Regions from separate parts of the Homo sapiens genome. Here all the other regions are linked to region 3. The links are chromatin loops, found by intact Hi-C in ENCODE. Cell type or tissue: heart right ventricle. All regions are shown on one strand.

Region 1 (8,000 bases), 64 kb after region 3:
CGGGCAGGAGAAGGAAGGTGGCCCCTACTGAGGCTCCACTGGAGAATCAGCTTAGAAGGCTAGGCATCAGGACGATCCAGGCACACACATTCTTTAATTTGTATTTCTAGAGGGTGTCTACATTTCTTACTTTCCTAGTAGTTACAGAATGATAAAGAATGGATATCACTAACTTTAGAGTCAGCTGACAAGAGTTTAAATCCTAGATAAATTAGTTGATTTCAACTGTAAGTCCATAAGGAAATGGTGATGAAAACAAAAGAACAAAACTTGTTCCTTCACTATGTATAGCTTGAGAAGTGCTGGTGGACAGAGGCTGCCTTGAAGCAAGAAGTCCCTTTAGTTTAGGGACTTGGGCAGCCCAAAGTAATCTGCAGGGTTAAAGCCAGGGAATTAAACAGCTGGACTTCACTTTCTTCTTCCTTCCTATCTCCTGCCAGCGCTACTCGGTGACCAAACCCAACTGGGAGCTGGAAAGAGGATGAGTAAGCACTGTTGATGCAGCTCAAACCTGTCAGAGCCCCAAAGTCTAGAGCAGGGTGGAGAAGATGAAGGGAGGGTCTGGAGGAGCAAACAGTTGACAAGCAGATGCAAAATTATTCCTGTAACATCTCCACTTAGACTTACAGTTCCAATTCTAACATGTGAGAAAAGGCTTATTATTATTATTATTATTAGCAGAAGTATCTTCCCCTTCAGCAAGTGCTCCTTGAAGTGCTACTTTGAAGGTCTGGGGAGCTCTGGGGAAGGATGGAGGGCATATTGGAATGTTCTATTTCTACTATGCCATTCTTTAAGGGCAATCAATAAAGGAACACCACAGAAGCAGCAGTGTAGTGGCCCATAGCTGCAGGTTCCTCTAGGATGAGTCTGGCCTGGCAAGGACTGGGGCATTTGCCCAGCAGCTGCCTATTACGGTAACTGTTTCTGATTATTTTGTAGTGGCTCAACTTGTTTGGGTTAAACCATATTCCCCAGAATTCCCTTGCTAATAGGTTCTGCCCAGGTTGGGCTACAGGAGATATTCTCTTGCAAGAGTTGGGGGATGGAAGGGAAATAGCAGCCATTTTGTTGCATTCACATGCTTCTGCCAGTTATGCAATCGAACACGAATGTAGGTGCTGCGATGAAGGAACTTGTGGGTATAAATAAGTTCCTAATCAGGTGATCCTTAATTAGGGAAATTATCCTGTGTGGGCCTGACTTAACTGGTTGGAAGGCCCTACACGAAACAGAGACCCTGCCTGTGAACAGTAGCTTTGACCTGTGCACGTGGGGTCCCAGCTTGCTTGTGCTCTTCCCTTCTTGACTGCCTATTCTGTAGACTTTGGACTCACTTACCCAGCCCCCACAATTGTATACGTAACTTCCTTAGTATCTATCTATCCATATTAGTCATCTTTATCTCCTATTGGTTCTGCTTCTCTGTTTGAACCCTGACTGATAACACTACTTCTTACACGTGGGCAGGCAGGGAAGGCAGTGGAACAGTTCTCATTCCAGTCCCTGTGCCCCCTACACACCCCCACTAGCTCAGTGTCATCCTTTCCAGACTCAGTTTTTCTGTGACCCGTGTCCTTCTCTGACCCCCAATGACACAGGCAGCTCCTCCACTCCCATTAAAGAGGACCTGGAAGGCAAGGAAGGGCCACAGTCAGGGAATCCAGAAGAATGACCTGGTAGAAGGGATGGAGGTGAAAAAGGTAGATGCAAAGAACTGAAGGATCGATTGACAGAAGGAAGGAGGAGAAGAGGAACAAGATTGGTGGGGAAGCAGGACGGGTGGTTTAGGAAAGGTACAGAGAGAAGATCTGGAGGAAGGGAAGGAGTGAGGTCGTAGGAAGGAGAGGGAGACTAGCAGGGTACACCTGTGTTTAGCTTTGTCCTCCTTTGTCATCATCCCCTCCTTGGGAAAGGGAAGGCTGTTTCCACTAGTAGGATGCCTCACACTTCAGTTATAAATAATCTGTGGAGTACCACCCCATATGTGTAAGTGGCTAATCTTTTTTTGTTCCAGTTTTCACTATTTTCAGGTCTTCAATTTTTAGTACTAAAAAGCATAACAATGTTATTCATATGCTTGCTTTAAAATTTTTGATATAAGCGAGGTACAGAACAGTAGGTATACTATGCTACCACTCATATAAAATATGGGATATTTATTCATTTATACTCATGTAAATAGGTTTTGAGTAACAAACTCTGCTTCAAGGGTGGAGAATTAGGCAACTGGGACCAGAGCTGGGAAAGGGGCTTTTTATATATTAATGTTTTAAATGTGGACTTGCTTATGAATTGTCACCATAGATATTGATTATTCTCTGTGCTGCACCTATATGTAAGTAAAACACATAGAGGAGTCAGCCACTGCTATCCTTTCCTACATCTCTCCAAAGCTCAGTCTGTGACAACAGTGAGGCAACACTCCCTGGGAAGGTATTGCCACATATGATTCTGTTCCTCCTCAGCAAACAAATGATTTGTGCCAGTTAACTTAATGCGCCGCAATGATCCTGCTCACCATTGCCATGACCACCCATCCCATGTGCTTTGTGGGAAAATGAGAAACCCCAATAACATATAGAGCCGAGGTTTCTGTACTAGCTTTAGTGAGAGCTCCAGAACAAAGGGAACACATTTTGTACCCATTTAAATCAAAACCAGGCATCTCTGCTTAGGGTGTGCATCCTGATTAAGCAAGCAAAGTTGCACCCACCCCAGAGGAGCCAGCATATACAAGATACATCACGGAAGGACTCTTTCCCTGGTTTTTCTCCAACAGAAACTCGCCTTATGGATTTGGGCTTAAACAATTATCTATGGTCTCTAGAATCGTGGCAGCAAAGGGAAATCAGAGCAGATCAACTTAGTTTAATTTTGAAAAACCCACGGAGAAGGTTTGTGTGATTACAAAGCAATAGATTGAAATGACAGTGAGTTTTGCCAGCTGGAACCATTGAGGAAAGGGTTCTTGGTGGTAAAGCAACTACGTGTCTTGAGAAAACAACTAGTATGTGTTGCAGGCTCAATGGAATTTGCTTAATAAGTTGCACATTTGTCATTGTAGGTCAGTTCTTTGGGTGCCAGAAGACATAACTTCTCTATTATATAATCAGATATTTGTCTTTGCTGGAAAATGAGTACTGAAGAACGTCAATCCTCTGTTGTTTCCAAAAGCCTCTCTCTGGCCAGCTGGGTGTTCTGAACACTGAGCATCCATCACAGGGCACATTATGAAAGCTGAGCCTGGCACTGGGCTTTGGCCCCTCTGCCACTTACCTTTGCACCCTCTCTGCAAGACAACTGACCCAACTCCTCTAAACAGGCTGAGGGCTCAGGAAGTGGGAGGAGAGCAGATGTTTGGCCTTGATCTTAGGCAGAGATGGGAGGCTACAGGATTCCAAATTTTTCAACTAGCAGGTTTCTATCTGGCCACAAATTTTGTCAGCTACAGCAACATGTTAATTACTCTGAAGGACTAAAGCCAAAACATGTTTATTTTTTGAGGTCTTTTTTTAATCTTCTAGTGTCCATACCAATACTCATACCTGTATATATTTTGCTCTAAAATATTTGAAGACTTCTTCCAAGAAGAACAAAACTTTTCATTTCTCCTAAGGAGACCTCTTTCTTTATTCTTTGGTATTTTGACTTTGAGCAAGTACAGATTTTCTTCCTTCTGGTGTTCAAGTGTTTTTTCTTCAGAGCAGGCAAATACATGTAAATAATCTGATTTGTTCCAGGGAAGAGAACTTTGAAAGTAAACTTCCTACAGTATATTCAGGAAGTGACTTGAGGAAGATAATTTGCTTTCAATAGGTGAGATCTTTTTTCTCTCTCCAGATGGGAATATTGCTTAGTTTTTGGAGGAATGGGCCAAATATATTTTTATCTGAAGGGAAGAAAAGAATGTGCCTTTCTTAAAACTTGGTTTTAGGTTTTTCTCAACCTCCCAGCATTCTGGGAACACAAATTTGTGTTGTCCTATATTGACCTAGATTGATATATCCATGTGCAATTTTTATTGAGTACTAAACAACATAGAAGAAATGACAGTGTTTAGTGGGGGAGATTTCACACCAGATTTAGGGGCTTGAAGAAACTAAAAGCACCACCTTATCATTGTCACTCAGAGCTAACATTGATTATTGAGTCCATACTATTTTCCAGTTAGTGTAAGTTCCTTTGCAAAAATTCTCATTTGAACTGATAATCGAAATGAGAGACTGAGGCAAAAGTCTCAGTCGATGGAGGTTTATTACACCAGTTTTAGGGCGCATCTGGGAAAACATGAGCCACAGGCACATCTGTGGCTGTTTTCCTGAAGAGGTTTTTAGGAGCTTTAGAATTTATATATTTCTTTAAAGGGAGATAGGCATGCAGGAAGGGGGGAAGGTAAGGCGAATGGTTATATTCTCTTGAGACTTTAGTTAGTGCCCAGTAAATCTACATTTTACAGAGATAAGATGAATGTTTGAAGAGAAAAAAAGGAGAAAAGAATGAATCAATTATGCAGTTGTCTCTGATAGGTGAAGGAGATGACTGATGTTGTCTTGTCCTTGCTCTGCATCTGGAAGATAAGCTTGTAAGCAACATAATCAGTGTGGAATCAAACGGCTTTAGTTTTAGGAGCTAGATTTAAGACGGTAGACCTAAAGTAACAATTGACATGTCCTTGTTTATAGGAGGCCAGCAAAGAGTTTACTTATGAATGATGTGTGAGGCCAGTCCTTCCCAGATGCCTGAGGCCTTTTATGTTTCTGTGAATAACATTAATAACAGCTATTCATTTGGAAGACAGTGTTGCAAGATGGTTGCTGCAAATCCAGGTGTTACAACCAGACACAGTAACATCTAAAAAATGGCTCTAACCACTGATCTAGAAGTTGCACATTTGTCATTTAAAGTCAGCTCTTTCCAGTGTGGAAGAAAATACTTTTTAGAAAGAAACATTTTCTACAAGCCCTGCAGCCTCTCCCTTATATGGCATTGTCCAGAACTGAGTCATATGCCCATCCCTAAACAAGTCACGGTAACAGGAATTGAGGCCACTGGGATTACTCAGGCCAAACAGGAGTCAGCAACAGAGTTGAAACTGAGTCATGAGGGGAAGTGACAGCTATGCCCCCCTTGGTCTGCCAACAAGGAAGAAGTAGGTAATAACGTTGGGTAGATAACCAATAGTGTCCACTATATGTTCCCATTTTCCAGATGTGGAATCTAGGCTCACCAGTAGGTGACAGAATAAAGATATGCAACATATTTGATGTCAAAGTTTGATCCTAGTCACTACCTCTTCTAACCTGAGAAGTCTGCTTTGTACTAACTAGATCTGAACTATTCAGTACAGGTCTGATCCAATTTTAACAGGATATTTTTCAGAACAGTGCAGCAACTCCGAAATGTTTTTAGTATAAAGTCCTCTTATTAATGATAGCAACGGCATCTACATATGTTTGAAAACGATGCCATATTGATGCTGGAGATATATTGTCGTTTTCATTTGTAGATAATGCATGGCCAGCAAATGAGTTCATATTCACCTTGCAGTAACTCTATGGCTTCCTTGGACTCCTGTTCAGCCACATGAGACTCTTTGCATAAGTTCCTTCCCTTCTTTCTCATCTATAGAATGAGGATAATAAGACCTAGTTTGAAAAATTGTTGGAAGGATTAAGACAAAAGTGTAGGTATAGGGCTTAATATGATAACTGATCCATTGTCATGTTTAATGAATAATCTTGAAGACCTTTCAGAGTAGATTGCGACACTGGACTACATTTTTAAAAACTTTTCCAGGAAAACTAATTGGTAGCCAATGAAATCATTGACAGCTACAGGGTCACTGTGATAATACATGTATTGAGTTCACCCTGTGCTCTTACACAGATAGGATATTTCAACTTTTATTGAATAGGGTGAAATAGGGTGTTTCAATTTTTATTAACCGTTCCTAGGGAAACAGTTTGTGTAAGAGCACAGGGTCAAGAAAATATAAGAAGCAGAATTTCATCCAGTACATTCTATATACAACATGATTGATAAAATTATGAAATGAAATGAGGAAATATTTCAGACAAGGGCTATGCCTGAACCAAAACCAAAAATAAGTTTTAAAAGTTTTGTTGATTCTACTTAATTTACTCATCAGACAACATTTTTAAGAGCACAAGATTTAACATGTTCTCAAAGTTTCCAAATTATTGCTGACCTTTGTGGAAGAAGCCAATTCATTTATCTTACTTTCGAAAATAACAAAGTTTCTATTTAATGATGTTTTACTATTTTGATTTCTAATTAATTTCCTGGTCTGGTCCTTAAGGGGAAAAGTTGTTACAATTATATCAAGAGATTTAAAAATCGCATATTTACTACTAGAAAATTTCTAAATATCTTTTTTCTTTTAAGATGAACCATTACTCGTTGAATTTTAAAATTACAAAAGGTGGTTCTATAATATTACAGGCTTTCCTGTTGTGTTGGTAAATTTCTAGCTGCAGCATAATCTTCATATAATGTCATATTCTATAAATCCCTGCTAAAGAGCAAGATCTATTGCTCGTCTACATCCTGCTGAGAAAGCAAGTTAAACTGATTTCACATGTGGAGGAGCCTGCTGAACTCATTTTCCTGCTTGGAAGCATGGAGGGGAAGTGGAAGGAGCGGAAAAAGAAAAGGACTTTCCCCTTTAAAATAAATTCCAGCTCACCTGTAAGCCAAACCAAATAAAGACAGTATAGGGATTAAAGCCATGGCCTCTAGCGTCACAAGAAAAAAAAAATACATCTATATTTAAATGTAATGTTGGTTCCTTAGTTGTGAAAAAGTTACCATAGTGATGTAAGACATTAACAACAGAGGAGTCTGGGTGAGAGGTATAGAGACTCTGTATATCTTTGCAACTTTTTGGTAAACCTAAACCTATTCTCAAATGAAAAGTTTACTGCCAGATCAAATTGAAAAGCTTACCAAGCATCTTCCACCAAGAACAATTGGCTATCCACGGACTCTTGTTTATGGTACTGGAAAACATGGCACAAGCTTGCTTGAAAACTCTTTATCGAACAATGACAGGTTTAGACACCCCAGTGCTGATGGTAATTAAAGACAGTGATGGACAGGTTTTTGGTGCGTTAGCAGCTGAGCCATTTAAAGTGAGTGATGGCTTTTATGGTACTGGAGAGACCTTTGTTTTTACATTCTGTCCAGAGTTTGAGGTCTTTAAGTGGACAGGAGATAACATGTTTTTTATCAAAGGAGACATGGATTCACTAGCTTTCGGTGGTGGAGGAGGAGAATTTGCCCTTTGGCTTGATGGAGATCTCTACCATGCAAGAAGCCATTCTTGTAAAACGTTTGGGAATCGTACACTTTCTAAGAAGGAAGATTTCTTTATCCAAGATATTGAAATCTGGGCTTTTGAATAAATACAATGCTCTCTGTCTTAGCAGGAGAATGGCCCAAACCTGACATGGACAAGCATTGTTTGGAAAGTTCAAGAAGCAATACAGTGTAACATGTCACTTGTGCTTTAAAATTGGTCTGTCTCACCATTTATTACAGGTATAATTTTGGAGTTTATTTTTCAAATAATGTTCTTGTCCCAGAGTTCTTTAGGTTAACACTATGGACTGCGTCCATGTACTAGTATAACAGCTTGGGTTTGTTAGAATTTGGGCAACATTTTGATTATAATGACAACTTCATTTTCACATGTTACTCAGTTCCCTAATAGGATGGTGCTCTTTTGTTGAACCTGTATTTTTTTTTTTTAACTATATTGATTCGTTTACTAGAACCATCTAATTGGGGCATTGAGGAAATGAAGACTAGATACTTCTGTATCTGTGAAGTTGGCACAGGTAACATTTGGACATGTTCATCTTATTCTTAGGAAGGAAAAAATCACTTGCCAAAATAATACATACTTCATAGACAAAAAAAAAAAAAAAAAAGACTTGGGTATAACTTTTGGCTTTGCCTGCTGCAAGCTTGTGTTA
Region 2 (8,000 bases), 140 kb after region 3:
TTAATAGAGACGGGGTTTCACAATGTTGGCCAGGCTGGTCTCAAACTCCTGACCTCAGGTGATTCGACCGCCTCGGCTTCCCAAAGTGCTGGGATTACAGGCGTGAGCCACTGCATCCGGCCATCACTTTCATTTTTAACCCTGCCCCCTGCCAAAAAATGAATCAACCACCACCAGGCTTAGCTACCAATGACTTATGACTATTTCCAAAAATCAAATGGCTATCTCATTAATCAAAGAATGTGAATGTGTCACCACTTTAAACTCAAGTTTAAAAAACAGTTCTCCAAATGGAGAAGCAGCAGGAAAAATAAAAATAAAAGCTTCTCGGGATACCAATTCTGAAGCAAACTATTGCAGTCAGGAAATTTAAGTTCTAATGCTTTGTCAATAACTTCAAAGTTCTTCTAAATTTAGTCCTACCCTACAAAAAGTTTTGTTAAATAACTAAACTTTTAATTTTTTTACCATACATAAGTTAAAATAGGTACCTGTTCTTCATTGACTTTTAATGCTTGTATCTGAGTCTCCAGTGCTTTTATTTGAGCTTCAAGCTGTATCTCTCTTTCTTTTCCATTCTGAAAGAGTTTCTGTGATTCTCGAAGGCTGAGAGTCAAACCATCCTTTTCATCTACGGTATTAAAAATGTTTATATAAATAATGTTCCTGTAGAGGGACCCCAATGTCACAATCCCAATCAGATGTCACGTCTGTATCATATATAAATGTTGTTGAATTAAATTTAATTCAGAAAAATGAACTTTAGTTGATTTAGAGAAAACTAAATAAAGAATTTACTTACTTACTTATTTATTTATTTTGAGACAGCGTCTCACTCCGTCGCCCAGGCTGGAGTACAGTGGTATAATCTTGGCTCACTACAACCTCAGCCTCCCCAGTAGCTGGGATTACAGGCACCTGCCACCACTCCCAGATAATTTTTATATTTTTAGTAGAGATGGGGTTTCACTATATTGGCCAGGCTAGTCTCGAACTCCTAACCTCAAGTGATCCACCCACCTTGGCCTCCCAAAGTGCTGGGATTACAGGCGTGAGCCACCTCACCCAGCCCCAAATAAATAAATTATTAAAAATTAAAAATTAAAAAAAAAAACAAACCTGATACCAAAAAAATTTTTTTAGAGAAGCAGAACTACTTCCTTTAAAACTATTATTGCATCCCTTTTGGGGACAAATCCCTGCTAATCAAAGAAGTTATCTGAGGACTAATTATCCTACACATACTTGCAATGAACTCTTTTTTTTGAAACGGAGTTTCGCTCTGTCGCCAAGCTGGAGGGCAGAGGTGCAATCTCGGCTCACTGCAAGCTCCGCCTCCCAGGTTCACGCCATTCTCCTGCCTCAGCCTCCTGAGTAGCTGGGACTACTGGCGCCACCACACACCCAGCTAATTTTTTGTATTTTTAGTAGAGATGGGGTTTCACCATGTTAGCCAGGATGATCTCGATCTCCTGACCGCGTGACCCGCCCTCCTTGACCTCCCAAAGTGCCGGGATTACAGGAGTGAGCCACCGTGCCCGACCCACTTGGAATGAACTCTTAAATTCACCTAATGTTAAATTCTTCCCACATACTTTGCTATAACAGCTCACAAGTTCTTCTCTCAAAATAAATGTTATGAGCATTACAGAAAGAGACATTTTTACCATCAATTAAATTTGAAATGAGCTAGAGTTCAATCACAAAAGTATTCTGCAAATGAAAGTTCAACGTGGACCAAAACTAGAGAAAGCACAAGGAGTAAGCAATTATAATTTGAATCTGTATTTACTCTGTGTGTTTATCCCAGACATGGCACTTCACAATCACTAACTCTTATTTGGATTAAAACGTTTATGCTAATTTGTAGCCTCAGGAAACGCTGCAGTGCAAACTAAACACAAATCACTCTGAAAGCTGGAATACTTCATCCAGAGTAATGACATAAGGAATCAGACATAAGGAATCAACAACTTTTTAGGACAGAATGCCATCAGTACAGTTAAATAATGTTCAATGATTCTAAAAGCCTAAGTGAGAAAAGGGAAAATATAGGGACTCCAAAATAGAGTGTCTTTTTTTTTTTTTTGAGACAGAGTCTCACTCTGTCACCCAGCCTGAAGTGCAATGGCGCTTTCTCGGCTCACTGCAACCTCCGCCTGCAGGTTCAGGTGATTCTCCTTCTCCTGCTTCAGCCTCCCAAGTAGATGGGATTACAGGTGCCTGCCACTATGCCCCGCTAATTTTTGTATTTTTAGTAGAGACAGGGTTTCACCATGTTGGCCAGGCTGGTTTTGAACTCCTGATCTCAAGTGATCCGCCCACCTCAGCCTCCCAAAGTGCTGGGATTACAGGCGTAAGCCACCATGCCTGGTCTCCAAAACAGCGTGTTCCAAAGAGAAGTAATCCAAGGCCAACACTCAGAAATCCTGGGTTTTGTTTTGCTATGCCTCACTCACTATGAGCCCTCTGACCAAGTGTTTTTACTCTCTAAGCTTCGTATGTAATCTGAGGTTATTGGAAACAAGATATCTAACTCAGTGTACCTCATAAATGACAGCATCCAGCATCTTACCTTTTATTATTACAAGCTGGTGATTCAGATATCGAATTTGACGTTCACTTTCATTTAACTTTTCAATTAAGTTCTCCAGTTGTCTCTCTTTTGCTTTGTTAAGAACCTGAAGTTGAATAATCTGCATATTTTCTGCAGAGTCTGGGAATTAAAGACAATTTATTAGATAAAAACATACCAAAATATAAATTTATAGTCATTTAAAGCAGTGTTTTTCAAACTGTGACTACAACCTTTTAGAGCATCATGAAATCAATTCAGTGAATTGTGACTAGGATTAAAAAAGAGAGAGAGAATATATCAGAGTGCATCATGTAGTAAGAAACAGTCTTATTTTGTGAAACTTGTTTCATTTATATATACCTGTTCATATAGATACATGTTGTACACCATATCACAATGTAAAAAAATATAGTTCTTACAGTGGGTCACTGATAGGAAAGTTTGAAAGTCACTGGTTTAAGTTATAACCCTGAATCACTAACTACCATTTTAGCCAGTTAAAAATCAGTATATAACAACTGCAATGAAATAAAGTAATATGCTGTCAGAAAATTAAAAACAAAACAAGTACATCAGCTTCTATAAAATCATTTTTAAAGAAAATTTCTAGACAGCCTCAAAATATTTTATTTTAGGCAGGAGTGGGGAAAATATTATATTTATATTGATGCTGGCACATAACTGAATTAATTAGCTAGTGAATAGATTAATCAAGAATTTTGGGGAGGGAGCAGGGGAGAAGGGTTGAAAAACTATCCATTGGGTACTATGTTCACTATTTGGGTGATGGGTTCACTAGAAGTCAAACCCCAGCATTATTTAATATACCCATATAACAAACCTCCAAATCTACTCCACGAATACATAATTTAAAAAAAAATTTTTGAAGTCTTCTTTTAGAAACAATTAGTCATTTGGGGACCACTTTAAAAAGAGAAAAAAAATGGAAAAAAGGATTGGTAGGTATGCTTCAACTACATAATGATAAATATTCTACTTACTACTAGAACAATGTTTCTGTTAGCTTACAATCAGAAATAAATGCATTTACTGAGTTTTAACCACTTGCTAACTAAATAATTCTGTCCTCTTTTTAGAAAGAGATCTGGTTAAATAAAGAAAATTAAAGACTGAAAAGTTTATACAAGTCAAACTCCTCATAGGTCTTATAGTAGAGCTAGCCCCATCTCCAAATTTTTTAAATTACTGTTGCTAAGAAACTATAATCACTAATTTGGCACTACCATTAAGTTATTTAATTAACTTCCAAATGTCAAATTTAGACAAATGTGTAACTGACTCAACTTGAAGAAGTGCAGAGTGTTAAGAAAGGTAAGGAAAGGTTTTTATATGCAGAAAGACCAGGAGATACAAATACAACTTTTCAAGGGAACTGAAAGAGTAAACACTAAGGAGATGTCAGGCCACTGCTGTGAGGTTCATTTACTCAACCTAAAACCAGTTATGTCATATACACTGTCCACTTCCTCATTCCACAAAAAACTTAAGAACAAAGAGAGGCCATCCTCATATTTGCTGTTGACTCCTTCAGGGGAAAATGAATTCTGGGCCTCCCCCTGTAACTACCCTGCCGTCCCAGTGTACGATGGAAGCAACAATATGAAGTCACAACCCAAAAGTCCAGTTTTCTCTTTGGTATAGCCCAGGTAAGCCAGAATATCCAGTATGACCTTTCCCCTACTAATTAAAGGGAAACAAAAAGTAAAACAAAAACACTTGCTGCCACACTCTAGAATTACACTGGCTCTTCAATATGCACAATAATTAGAAGCTATTTAGTGTGCCAGACAGTATGACAAGAGTAATTCAGTACAGTCACTATACGGGTTTATATTTTGGGATTTTTGTTTTTTGATACTAGCATTTCATCTCAGAATTCTCTAGTACCTATAAGCACTTTTTTCATTCTCATATTTATATACATACTATACAAAAAAAACTGGCAAATGCCACATGACTGAACCTGATATCTAAGTAATTCTGAATATAAACTAATTTATATCAGAGTTGACTAAAAACTGTAAAATCAAAAGAAAAAAGTTGATGATAGTGCTGATGTATTAAATTACACTTCTATATAGTCAAAAATCTGAGATTGAAAACTATGTTTCATTTTCCAAATTAGGCTTCAGTCAAAAAAATATATAAAGTTCATAAAAAGTCTTTTAAAATTTTTTTAAATTTCAAATAAGTCCAGGTATCCTGTATGATAGGCGAGGATACTTAACACTATACAAATAAGGAGAAAAGGCTTAACAAACTAGAATGACTGAAATATAAAGTTGGAAAAATGTCTTTTAACTTTTCATTACGAAAAATTTCAAATATATAAGAAAGTAAAGAGAATAATATGATGAATCTCCACGAACCCATCTCCCAGATTCAACAATTATGAACTCATGGCCAATTTGGCCACATCTATATTCCCACCCAACATTACCCCTCAACAGCCTATTATTTTAAAGTAAATCCTAGACTTCATGTCAGTTTATTCATAAATACTCTAGTATATATCTCTAAAAATAAGGGCTCTTTGAAATATCAAGCACAATTCTATTGTCATACTTAAAAAATAATAATTCTTGAATGTGCTCAAATATTCATTGTGTATTCAAATTTCCCCAATTATGTGGTATTAAAAAATAAATATAAACTTGATACCTACTCTCATTAGCTCCTAAAAATTGTTGTTGCAGGCCTTCGAATGTGTCACTTCCTGTTATCTCCTGGGCTGGTGAGCCATTATTCTGGGCAGAAGACTGATAAGGTTTATATGTCACTTTATTATACGGTTCCAAACCTTGACAACTGGGACCCTGTGATAACAAATGAAACTGACAATTAAGATTTGGCCTTTTCTTCCAAAATTATCTGAATTAGACACCTAAATTAATGTTACGTTACAGAACTTACTTTTGGTACAGTTCAAAGTTGTTTATATATATACACACACACACACACACACACACACACACACACATATATATATCTGCTCAAAAGTAGCACGTATTGTTATTTAACACTATTAATTGAAAGTCTGCAATACATAATTTATAGACACCTAAATTCTACTTTTGAGCACACAATGAAGGCAATTTTATAAATAAAACCCAAGAATTCCAATAAGACTATATAGAAATATTTTATTACAAATGATTTAGATTATGCCAACATCTTGGGAATATAAAAATGCACATATCCAATAACATGAACATGGACCACGGTGCCTCATATCTAATAAATAGTAACTCTTATGGGATGAATAATAACATTCTACGGAGATAGAATTAAGAGAAAATAACCACTTAACAGCCTAAAAAATCCATCCTGTCATTGCGTGACACAGACTAGCTGTTGAGGTATTTGCTGTCATTGAGAAATTCTAAGAAGCAACTAACTATATCCTGAGGTCTTACTTCATTAAACTCCCCCCCAGGAAAAACAAGGTTTTTTGGTTTTTCCTTCACATTCATCCTGTCTACTGTTATATCACCATACAATAGAGATATCAGCTTTGACATGTTTAACCTAAAATTTGTTATGGGTGGTGAGCAAGAAAACTGAGGAAATTAAATGTTGCCACCTACACAGAATTACTGCTTTAAAAACTACAATAAGAGACCTGAACACAGCTTCTCATTGAAGCACAGTGCAGTGGTAGAAGCAGCAGTAAATGAGGATAGTTATTCTTTGGCAGACTTAACTTTTAATGTTTAATCAACTATGTCCAAAGAGCCTCTATTTTAAACTTCTGACTTAAGATCATGATTGTATTAGACTGTAAACAGAAAATACCATGACTAATTCACCATGAACCTGAATAAGTGCCCTCTCAGAACTTCGTGTGGTTAAATCATCTTACCATTGTACTCACATACATTTCCTGAACACACACAAACATCACGCAAATGCGTGTGCACACACACAAGTTCTTGAAAGTCAAGTTTTTACAATACCTGAAAATGGTTCCATTGAGGATCTGAAAATTTAATTACATTGGTTGCTTGGTTATTAAATTCCTGCTTCTGACCATTGGTATATGGCCTAAAGTTTTCAGGAAGGTGATATAAATCAGTCTGTTCACATTTACTTGGAGGACTATAACCACTTCCACCTTCATCTCCACCTTCTTCAGGATGGTACACAGGATGTCGGTCTTCAGTTTTACTTCTATTTTCTTCCCAGACATTACCACATTTTTCTCCAGCATATAAACTCTGAATTTCATTATAGCCCTATTAGATAACAAGAGTAAAACAAAAGCACGAAGATCCAGTCCCACCCTCACCAAAGTCATCATCACACCAGATACTTACATTTACACTTTGAGATTTGGGCAGCATTTGCTCATTCCAGCTCATCTCCAATTGCTCAGGATGATGTGGTCTCGAGAAAAAGGAATACTTTCGATTTAAAGCGTATCATTTATTTGTACATAGATAACACAAAGAACCCCAAGATTTTAACCTTTTTCCTTCCAATCTTCACCCAAAATTTTAAGAATCAATTTACAATTTTATAATCATGTAATTATTAATCTTCATCAAAAGAAAAAGACTTATAGAATTGCAATATACAAGTGAAAGTGACTTCAGGTGCTTACTGTCCGTCTGTGCCATCCTCGCTGCAGTCCGAATACTGGAGCTCTGGAGAGGAGAGGTCGTCATCCAGCATGTCATGGGGAAGGTCTGTGAGTAACTGCTGCAACTGAGTCAAAAGGTCTGCATCAATATCATACCAACTTAAACACAAGACACCAAGCCAAAGCTGCCTTGGAACGAGTGGTTTTTTACTGTAGAGGTCAAAGAAGTTCATAATTCCCTCCTTTAATTAACTTCTTAAGTTCCACACAAATTATATTCATCATTTCACTTGGGGAAAAGGGAATGCATAATTTTAGGATTTATATCAGAAGGCTTTTTTTTTTTTTAACGAAGATCTCAGATTTAAATACACATAGAGCAGAATTCAAAAACTTTTTTATGGAAACACAGCAAGTCACAATAATGGTACAATCAATGCATTATGTTATCACAGGGCAGGCAGACTAAGTCTCAGAATCCTGTTTTATCAGTAATCAGACCTTGGGGAATTGACAATTAGGCATCCCACAGGGAATGTGAGTAGCCAGATGCACTCTGGCCAGGTGATGAGAACAGCAGCAGCAGCAGGTGGCCTAGAAGCTCTTAAATGCTCTGATAATGTAGAAACCCGTGGGAGTCACTAATTAGTAGAGAGCCATCTAATTCCAAAGATGAAAAGATACATAATACCCTGCTCTCATACAACATCTGAGTAAAAGAAGAGTTGGAAGACTGTTTTCTATAGATAGCACATGCAAAAGCATGACACTACATCTGACATTAAATGTTTGATTTCTCTCTCCTATTATTTTCTAGAA
Region 3 (8,000 bases):
GAGGCCCTATGCAAGAAACTGATGGAGGCCTCCGGCCAACAGTGATGGACTAAGGCCCACAGTCCAAACCACGCTTGATGAACTGAACTCTGCTATTGATAACAATCACACAAGCAAGCTTGGGAGTCTTCAGATGAGACTGCAACCCCAGCCAACACCTTGATTCAGCAGTGAGAAACGTTCAGCCCGAGGCATCTAGCTAAGCAGTGCCTCATTTGTGACACAGAAACAATGAGATAACAAATGTGTAGTGTTTGAAGCCACTAAATGTTGAGGTTATTTGTTACACAGAAAGAGGTAACTAATATGTCAGCAAACTCCCTAAACTTGTTTCTTCCCCTAAATTCTGTTTTAATTATTAGGACCACCATGTTCTCACTCACCTATGCTTGCAAAAGGGTTTATCAGAGGTCCTTTATCTGTGTTTCTCTCATCTATGAAAGCTTGAATGCTTTTTGTATTTTTCAATCACAATTGGTATGATTTAGTAGTCTTAAAATTTGTTCCCTTTGAGTTCCATCTGGAACTCAAGCCATTTGTGCTACAGCTTGAAATTTCTCAATTTCTGCATGATTCTGCTAGCAACAATATTAATGACATCATACTGGATATCTTTCCACAGATTAAAAAAAAAAACTTGGGGAAGTGTCCAGAGTGATAGAATAGGAGAAGGAAGAGTCTGGGAAATACTAGAAAATTCTGCCCAGAGTTTGAAAATCAACTACATAAATAGGGATGGAACAAGCATGGAATTAGAAGACAGAAGACTATGGTCCTGTCTCGGCTTTGCTACCCATCTGCTGTGGCCTCAGAAAGTCACTTTACTTCTAGGGTCCTCCCTTTCCTCTTTAGGAAAATAAGGGAGTTAGATTTCAATGAAAGGCAGGCCACGAGTGGGCTATTTCAGGATAAACCAAGGAGCTTGTTACACTTCAGATTCCTGTCCCTAACAATCACCCAATGCAGATTCAGTAGGTCTGAGGTGGAGTCTAGGAATCTGTATTTTTAAAGTGTCCAGTTCTCTGAAATATAACAAGGTATGGAAATCCATGAATTAGATCCTTCCAAAGAATATTTACAATTCTAGTGCTGTAATTGCGGAGCAGTGTTTATTATATGGCAATTCTACCTTGCATGCACATTGTAAAACATATCCCGCAAAAAGCTAATTTTAAAGGATAATTTTTTGTGTGTACATGTGCCTGTACATGTATGTTTTTTTCATTTTATTTTCTTCCCAAACCCTAACTGATCTCCTTGCATCATCACTAGAACACATGAATCTCAGGAGAACCACTGGAGACCGTGACAGGTCTATGGAAATTGGGTGAAAAGGGGTACAAAGGTCAAGAACACCGAGACAAACATCCAAGGTAGCAGGCGAGCTCCTTCTACTCGTGGTACTGCTTGGCATCACATGGAATACTGAGAAGTGTAAGGGGTGTGTGTGTGTGTAGTTAGCCCTTCTTGTTCTCACCTGAAAGCCCATCTCCATACAGTGTCATATCACAAAAAACAGAATCTGTCTTAATGAGAAAACATCTGACATGATCTTCAGTAAAAAGTAACATAAGTCATCACTGAAGGACTCTCATGAGATGTGAAGGGAAGACTGTGCCACACCACGCACAGCACAGTTTTCTCTCTTTACTGTAGAATCCCCATGTCTCCCTCAGACCTTAATTTCCCCATCTCCAAATCTTTCAAATCCACCCGTACACCTGTGCTTGCCATGGTTGTCCTCCTCTCTGCCCCTGGCCTCTTTCCTAAGATTCCTCAGTCTACCCTCCAGGCCCACCAGCCCCCTATTAGGCAGAGTTATTTCCCCTTCTCTCAGCTTCTCCCATTTGCTCAGCCTGGGATTCGTTTTCAGTTGAAAGGGAACACAGGATCACAGTTAATGTCTAGTATATTTTTAACCCTGTACACCAAAAAAGAAAAAAAAAAAGGGAAACTAACAATGTAAGGCAATTAGTGCTAAACCAACAGAGAATGGGAGTTCTAGATGTTCAGAGGAGAGGAAGAGACCTCTATGCCACAGTGACCAGAAAAGTTTTCATGGAGAAAGGAGGAGATCAGCTGAGGGTTGAAAACTTGGGAAAAATCTTTTACCGGTGAACGGTAGAGCCCTCCTGTCATATTGGAGGAGAAACTCTTGTACAAGGAAAGACCAAAGATAGGAAAGTATGCAACCTGTTTAGAAGAATGGACAAAACTGGGTGGAATGTATAAAGAAGAAAAAGAGAAAGAGAAGATTAGAAAGTGGGTTGGGACCAGAAGATTGAGGATTGTGAAGAAATGCACATTATTATAGAATGTAAAGCATGGGAATGACATGATTTAGAAAATTAATATTTTGTCACCATGCAAGAAGAACTGGAAAACAGAAATCTTTTAAGAAAGGAGATCAGGAGGTTAAGGCAGCAGCTGGGTGTTGGTGATGAGCATGTGCTCCAAAGATTTGTCAGTACACGTGAAAATGAATAGAAAATTATAGTGTCATTTCATGATAGAATCATTACAGCTGAATGAATGATTGAATATGAAAAGCAATGGAGAGAGGGAAGCCAAAGATAACACTGAGACTTGAATTTGGTTGGCCAGAGAATGGACAGAACTAAGGAATTGAGGAGGAGAAAGATGCGAATGGGGAAGAGAGAAGATGGTGAGCTTAGTGTTTGTTACATGTGGCAGTTCTGAAGGCAGCCCAGCCGAGGTGAAGTAGCCAGAAGGCAGAGGTTTTGGAGCAATTTTGCCAGTCAGTAAAGGAGATGCAACAGTTTTGAAGAGACTTGGGATTCAGACTTGTGAGCATCTGTAAGAAATTAAATTTACCAGCTAATTAAAATTGCATTTTCCTATAGTTTAGACTTTTGATTCCTAATAAACCTGCAAATTGACCTGGAAGGGATAACCCTCTTGATAGCCAGCATTTGTTCTTTGAGTTTCAGATATATTCTTGGAAACAGATTCTCATGGCAAGAAGGGTAGGAATCCTGTGTAATTAAAGAGGAAAGGAGGGACAACCTCTAAATATCAGAAACAGACTCTGCTGCTGGCAAACACAAGGATAAAAAAAGACCTACATGTCTCCACTTGGAATGACAGTCAGAATTTTGGGAGGTGATAAAGAAACTACATTCATGTAATACATTCATGTCTGGATAATTTGTGAATAATAAATATTATTAGTGCATGTAGACACTCAAATGATTATCAATTAAAGAAAGCTTTGCAAGATGGTTTTGTTTCCAAGAGAGAATTTTTTTTTGTTTAAAAACTGTCCAAAATACACAATAATAAATTTACATTTCCAGAGATAAATATTCAGCTCTTGACTGAAGATTTGAGAATACATTTGAATTACATTCTTGATCAGGAACCAGGAAGTATATTTCATATTTATTGAGCAAAAATAAATATCCACTTTCACTAGTCTGAGTGCCCATCAGCATGAGATAATCAACATAAATACATAAGGTTGATACCGTTAGCTGAGCTGACTTGTCCTTGTTTCTAGGATGCACATAACTATTTTCCTAGGCCCCTACGGATCCAGGGAACTCAGGTTGCTCGGCACTGTTTGGGGCCCTTTCCACATTTATTTATCTGCCCCCTGGCCCTCACCAAGCCCAATTCCATATTGCCACTGCAAATCTCTGTATTTAATACGCTGCTTTTGCTCAAACTTTATCTCACATTCAAAATGTGTTTTCCCTTACAAAGTGGATAATGCTGTTCTCTGCCAAGCTCTCCTCTTCTGCGCCGACGCACACAGCCCCCAGTTGCTGGGAATGTTAACTGCTAACAGCTCACAGCTGTGTCCCTCTTTGAGCTTTGCCGTTTGCCTCAGAAAACTGCTAGCTCAAGGTGATGCCCTCTTCTAGGGTGTGGCCCAATATTTCCAACATTCCTAAAAGTCTGTTATGGATAATATAAGTTCAATACTCTTCAAGATGAAAGGAGAGGAGACAAGTGACCCATTTCAAAATAAAAGACAAGACATTGTTAAAAGTCCCACAGACTTTACAAGGTCAGGGAAATATTAAGAACAACTTTGTGCCAATAAATTTGGAAAATTAAATGAAATACAAAAATTTCTTGAAAGACATAAATTACCAAACTGGTGCAAAAGAATAGAAACAGGGCTGAGGATACCTTTAAAGATATTAAATTCATAATTTAAAATATCTCCACAAGGAAAATACCAGGTACGAACAGCTTCACTGATATAGTTTATCAAACATTTATGGAGGATATAGTAACATTCCTACAAAAACTTATCCAGAAAATAGAAGCAGAGCAAACACTTCCCAATCATTTTATTAGCCTACCATTATTCTGAAAAAAACAAGCAAGAGCATTACAGGAAAAGAAAGGACAGATCAATAACCCTTAGAAATATGGAACAATAATCTTAAACAAAATTTTAGCAAATCAGAATCAGCAATATATGGAAAGGCAAATGCATTACGAACAAGCAGAGTTTATCCTAGGAATCAAAGGGATTTTTTTAACATTCAAAAATCAATGTAATTCACCATACTAATGAATTAAAAGAGAAAAACAAAATACAGAGAAAGCATTTGAGAAAATTAAACACAAAATTATAATAAAAAACTTTCAGCAACCTAGGAATAAAAGGGAACATCCTGATAAAGAACATCTATGGAGAAACGACACTAACTCACTTTCAGTGGTGAAAGACCAAACGTTTTCACCTTTAGTCAGGAAGAAGGGAAGAATCTCTGATACTGCCACTGAATTTAACACTGTACTGAATGTTGCAGCAAGAAAAAGAAATGAAAGGCATATATATTGGAGAAGGAGAAATCAAACTGCCACAGACAAAACAGCTATTTAGACAGAGTACACTAACAATAGACAAAAAGGTGACTAGAACTAGAAAGTAAATTCACCAGTGACATAGAACACAAGGTCATTACACAAAAATCCAGTATCATTCTATATATTAGCAAAAAAAAAAGTAAAATAGATTTTTTAAAGAACATTTTAAAAACAATACCATTTGGTATTTCACTTTTAGTCTGACTAAATTGGTTCCTGCTAGATGAACACTTCTACAAATAACAATAAGCTAGAAAAAATACAAAAACAAAACAAACAATAATTACAACAACATAATTATCTAAAGGACTAGAGTGTGAACAAAGGCAGGCCGATTCTGGAGAAGAGTTGATACCCAGAGGAAGGAAATGGCACAGGGTGAATTTTCTATTTCTTATGACTTTTGGTCTGAAGACAGGCTGCAACCAGCATGGTATAGGGTGACTAAAATTTTGAGAGAAAATCCATAGTCTTTCTGGACTGAGGAAACAGAGTACAGAGTTCAGGGCAACCCAGCTGATGGAAAGTAAGGGGAGAATCCCAAAAAGGAAAGAATCAAAGAGGGGAAACAACAAAGTTTGTGTGTACATGCTTTTCAAATGTCTGCCTGGCCTGTGAATATTCATAGATGGACAGACTGCATCCAACCCAGTAAAGGCTATAAGAACTAAACTGCAGTTTGAGCTACTGTCCAAGAGACAGAGTTCATAGTCTGTTGTATTCATAAATTTGAATACAACAAAGTTAATTGCCCATTAAACAAAACAAAACCAAATCACAACTCTATTTGAAGAAATACAACAAAATCTAGAGTCTTCGCTATTAAACATTCATAATGTCCAGGATACAACTCCTAGCATTCAAAATACAGAGAAACAATAAAATGTGAGCAATTTTCAGGAGAAAAGACAATCAAGAGATAGAAACTCCAAGATGACCCAAATATTGGAATTATCAGAAAAGAAATTTTAAGGCAGGTATTATAATTCTGATCAATTAAAGAAAATGTGGTACATATACACCATAGAATACTACACGCTAAATACCACATGTTCTCACTTATAAGTGGGAGCTAAACATTGGGTACTCATGGAAATAAAGATGGCAACAATAGAAACTGGGGACTACTACAGAGAGGAGGGAGAGATGAAGGGGTAAAAAACTATTAGGTAATATGCTCAGCACCTGGGTGATGGGATCATTCATACCCCAAATCTCGGCATCATGCCATATGCCCAGGTAACAAACCTGCACGTGTACCTTCTGAATCTAAAATAAAAGTTGAAAAATAAAAATAAAAATAATTGTGATGAATGACGCAAAGGAAAATATGCTTATAATGAATGAAAGGGCAGAGGAATAGCAGTGAAACAGAAAGTATAACAAAGAACTAATGAGAAATTCTAGAATTTATAAATATAATATCTGAAATTAAAAATATATTCGATGAGCTAAACATTAGAATTGAGATCATATTGAAAAGAGTCAGGGAGCCTGAATATTAATCAATAGAAATTATCCAATATGAAGAACACAAAGAAAAGGACAAAAGACTTAAAAAAATTAACAGAGCTTCAAGGACTTCTGAGACCACCATAACAAAAGATCTATCATAAAAGCATCTGAAGTTATAGAAGAAGAGAAAGAGACAGATAGCAGAAAGCATAGTTTTTGAATAACTATGACCAAAAATGTTGCTATATTTACAGATTGAGGATGCTCAGCAAACTGGGGAAGAATCAATATAAAAAAGACTATGTTAATGCTGCTAAAAAAAAACACAGATAAGGAGAAAATCTTCAAAGGAGCCAAAGAAATGACACATTACCTACAGGGGAACAATCATGCAAATTAATTTTGACTTATGATCAGAAATAACAGAGGTAAAGAAACAGTGAAACAATATCTTTAGGGTGTGGAAACAAACAAACAAAAATTGTTGGCCCCAAATTCTCTACCCAGCAAAAATATCCTCCAAAATGAAGGACAAACAAAGGCATATTCATTCTAAAAAATGTCACTTTAAATTTGAAATACTCAGAAATAAATTTAATAAAATATATGCAAGACTCATATAAGAATTATAAAATATTCCTAAAAGAAATTAAAGAAGATCTAAATAAATGGAAAGATGTAATAGTTTATAGATCAAAAGACTCAATGTTCTTAAGAATTAAATTCTTCCTAAATTAGCCTATAAACATAATCTCAATTAAAATCCTAGTATACATTTATGCAGAAATTAAAAAACTGATGCAAATTTTATAGGGAAAATATAAAGGAACTAGAATAGCCAAAATAATTTTGTCTTATAATTCTATCAATTGCTGAAAGTAGGGTATTAAAGTCTCCAACTATAATTGTGGATTTGTCTAGCTCTTTCAACCTAGTGGTGACTACAGTTGCCTCACACTGCCTTGTTAATTCTTGTTGGTTCTGGGTGAGCATGGAGGCCCATTTTAGCACAGGACCCTGCAGATGGTACCCTGGCATGAGAGTCCAAACACCCTTCACTTCCAAGAGAATCAGAGCATCCTTCCCTTTCATTAGGTAGAGAAGGAACGATCAGCTTCCACCTCAGCCCTGCTGATACCACTCAGTGGAGGAATCATAGCACTCAAGTCTGTCTTTGTGGGCTAGAGGAGGAGGCTGCAATTTTTCCATTGGCGTTTGAACAGAGTTTGGCAAATTTTGAATTTGCCAAAAAAATTGTGTTTTGTTGTTAGGCCACTCTTTTCCCCATTCTTTGGTGGCAGAGAACAGGGTTTTTGTTGTTGTTGTTGTTTTAGCGTTTTTGTGTGTATGTAAGGAAACCTGGGAGGCTGAGGCAGGAGGATTGTTTGAGGTCAGGAGTTCAAGACCAATCTGGGCAACATATTGAGACCTCATCCCTACAAAAAAAATAAACAATTAGCCAGGTGTGGCCACATGCACCTGTGGTCTCCACTGCTCGGGAGGCTGAGGCAGGAGAATTGCTTGAGCCCAGGAGTTTGAAGCTCACTAGCTATGATCACACTAGTGCCTGAGCAACAGAGTGAGAGACTCTGTCTCAAAAAAAAAAAAAAAAATTGACTATAATATATATGTCTGACATAGGACATATCAGAATACATAAAGAACTCTTACAATTCAATAAGAAAATAAACCAGTTT

Evidence for each region. A loop is a pair of places that touch in the nucleus more often than their neighbours do. Peaks named below come from ENCODE experiments on the same cell type or tissue, not always from the same donor. Only the 100,000 strongest peaks of a DNase experiment are listed, where the experiment ranks them.
Region 1: a loop joins it to region 3, with 2.2 times the contacts of the local background. A loop is called at or near these places in 2 of 110 quality-filtered maps.
Region 2: it touches region 3 in a loop (2.8-fold over the local background); 40 of 110 quality-filtered maps call a loop at or near these places.

What each region holds. Positions count from the first base shown.
Region 1 is chr15:48,718,405-48,726,404 of GRCh38, forward strand. It overlaps the pseudogene LOC645405. Among named protein-coding and RNA genes, the nearest start is that of FBN1-DT, 77 kb to the left of the region's middle. In heart right ventricle, no CTCF peak of the experiment used is centred here; DNase peaks (open chromatin) are centred at 444 and 3,257; H3K27ac peaks cover 3,485 bases.
Region 2 is chr15:48,790,746-48,798,745 of GRCh38, forward strand. CEP152 (centrosomal protein 152) reads right to left here. Exons shown (of 27, transcript NM_001194998.2): 3 at 7,203-7,306; 4 at 6,916-6,985; 5 at 6,556-6,834; 6 at 5,265-5,415; 7 at 2,576-2,716; 8 at 492-631. Among named protein-coding and RNA genes, the nearest start is that of CEP152, 16 kb to the right of the region's middle. RefSeq lists enhancers at 4,088-4,367, 7,484-8,000. In heart right ventricle, no CTCF peak of the experiment used is centred here; no DNase peak of the experiment used is centred here; H3K4me3 peaks cover 1,684 bases; H3K27ac peaks cover 2,914 bases.
Region 3 is chr15:48,654,408-48,662,407 of GRCh38, forward strand. No RefSeq gene overlaps it. Among named protein-coding and RNA genes, the nearest start is that of FBN1-DT, 13 kb to the left of the region's middle. In heart right ventricle, no CTCF peak of the experiment used is centred here; a DNase peak (open chromatin) is centred at 3,783; H3K27ac peaks cover 2,714 bases.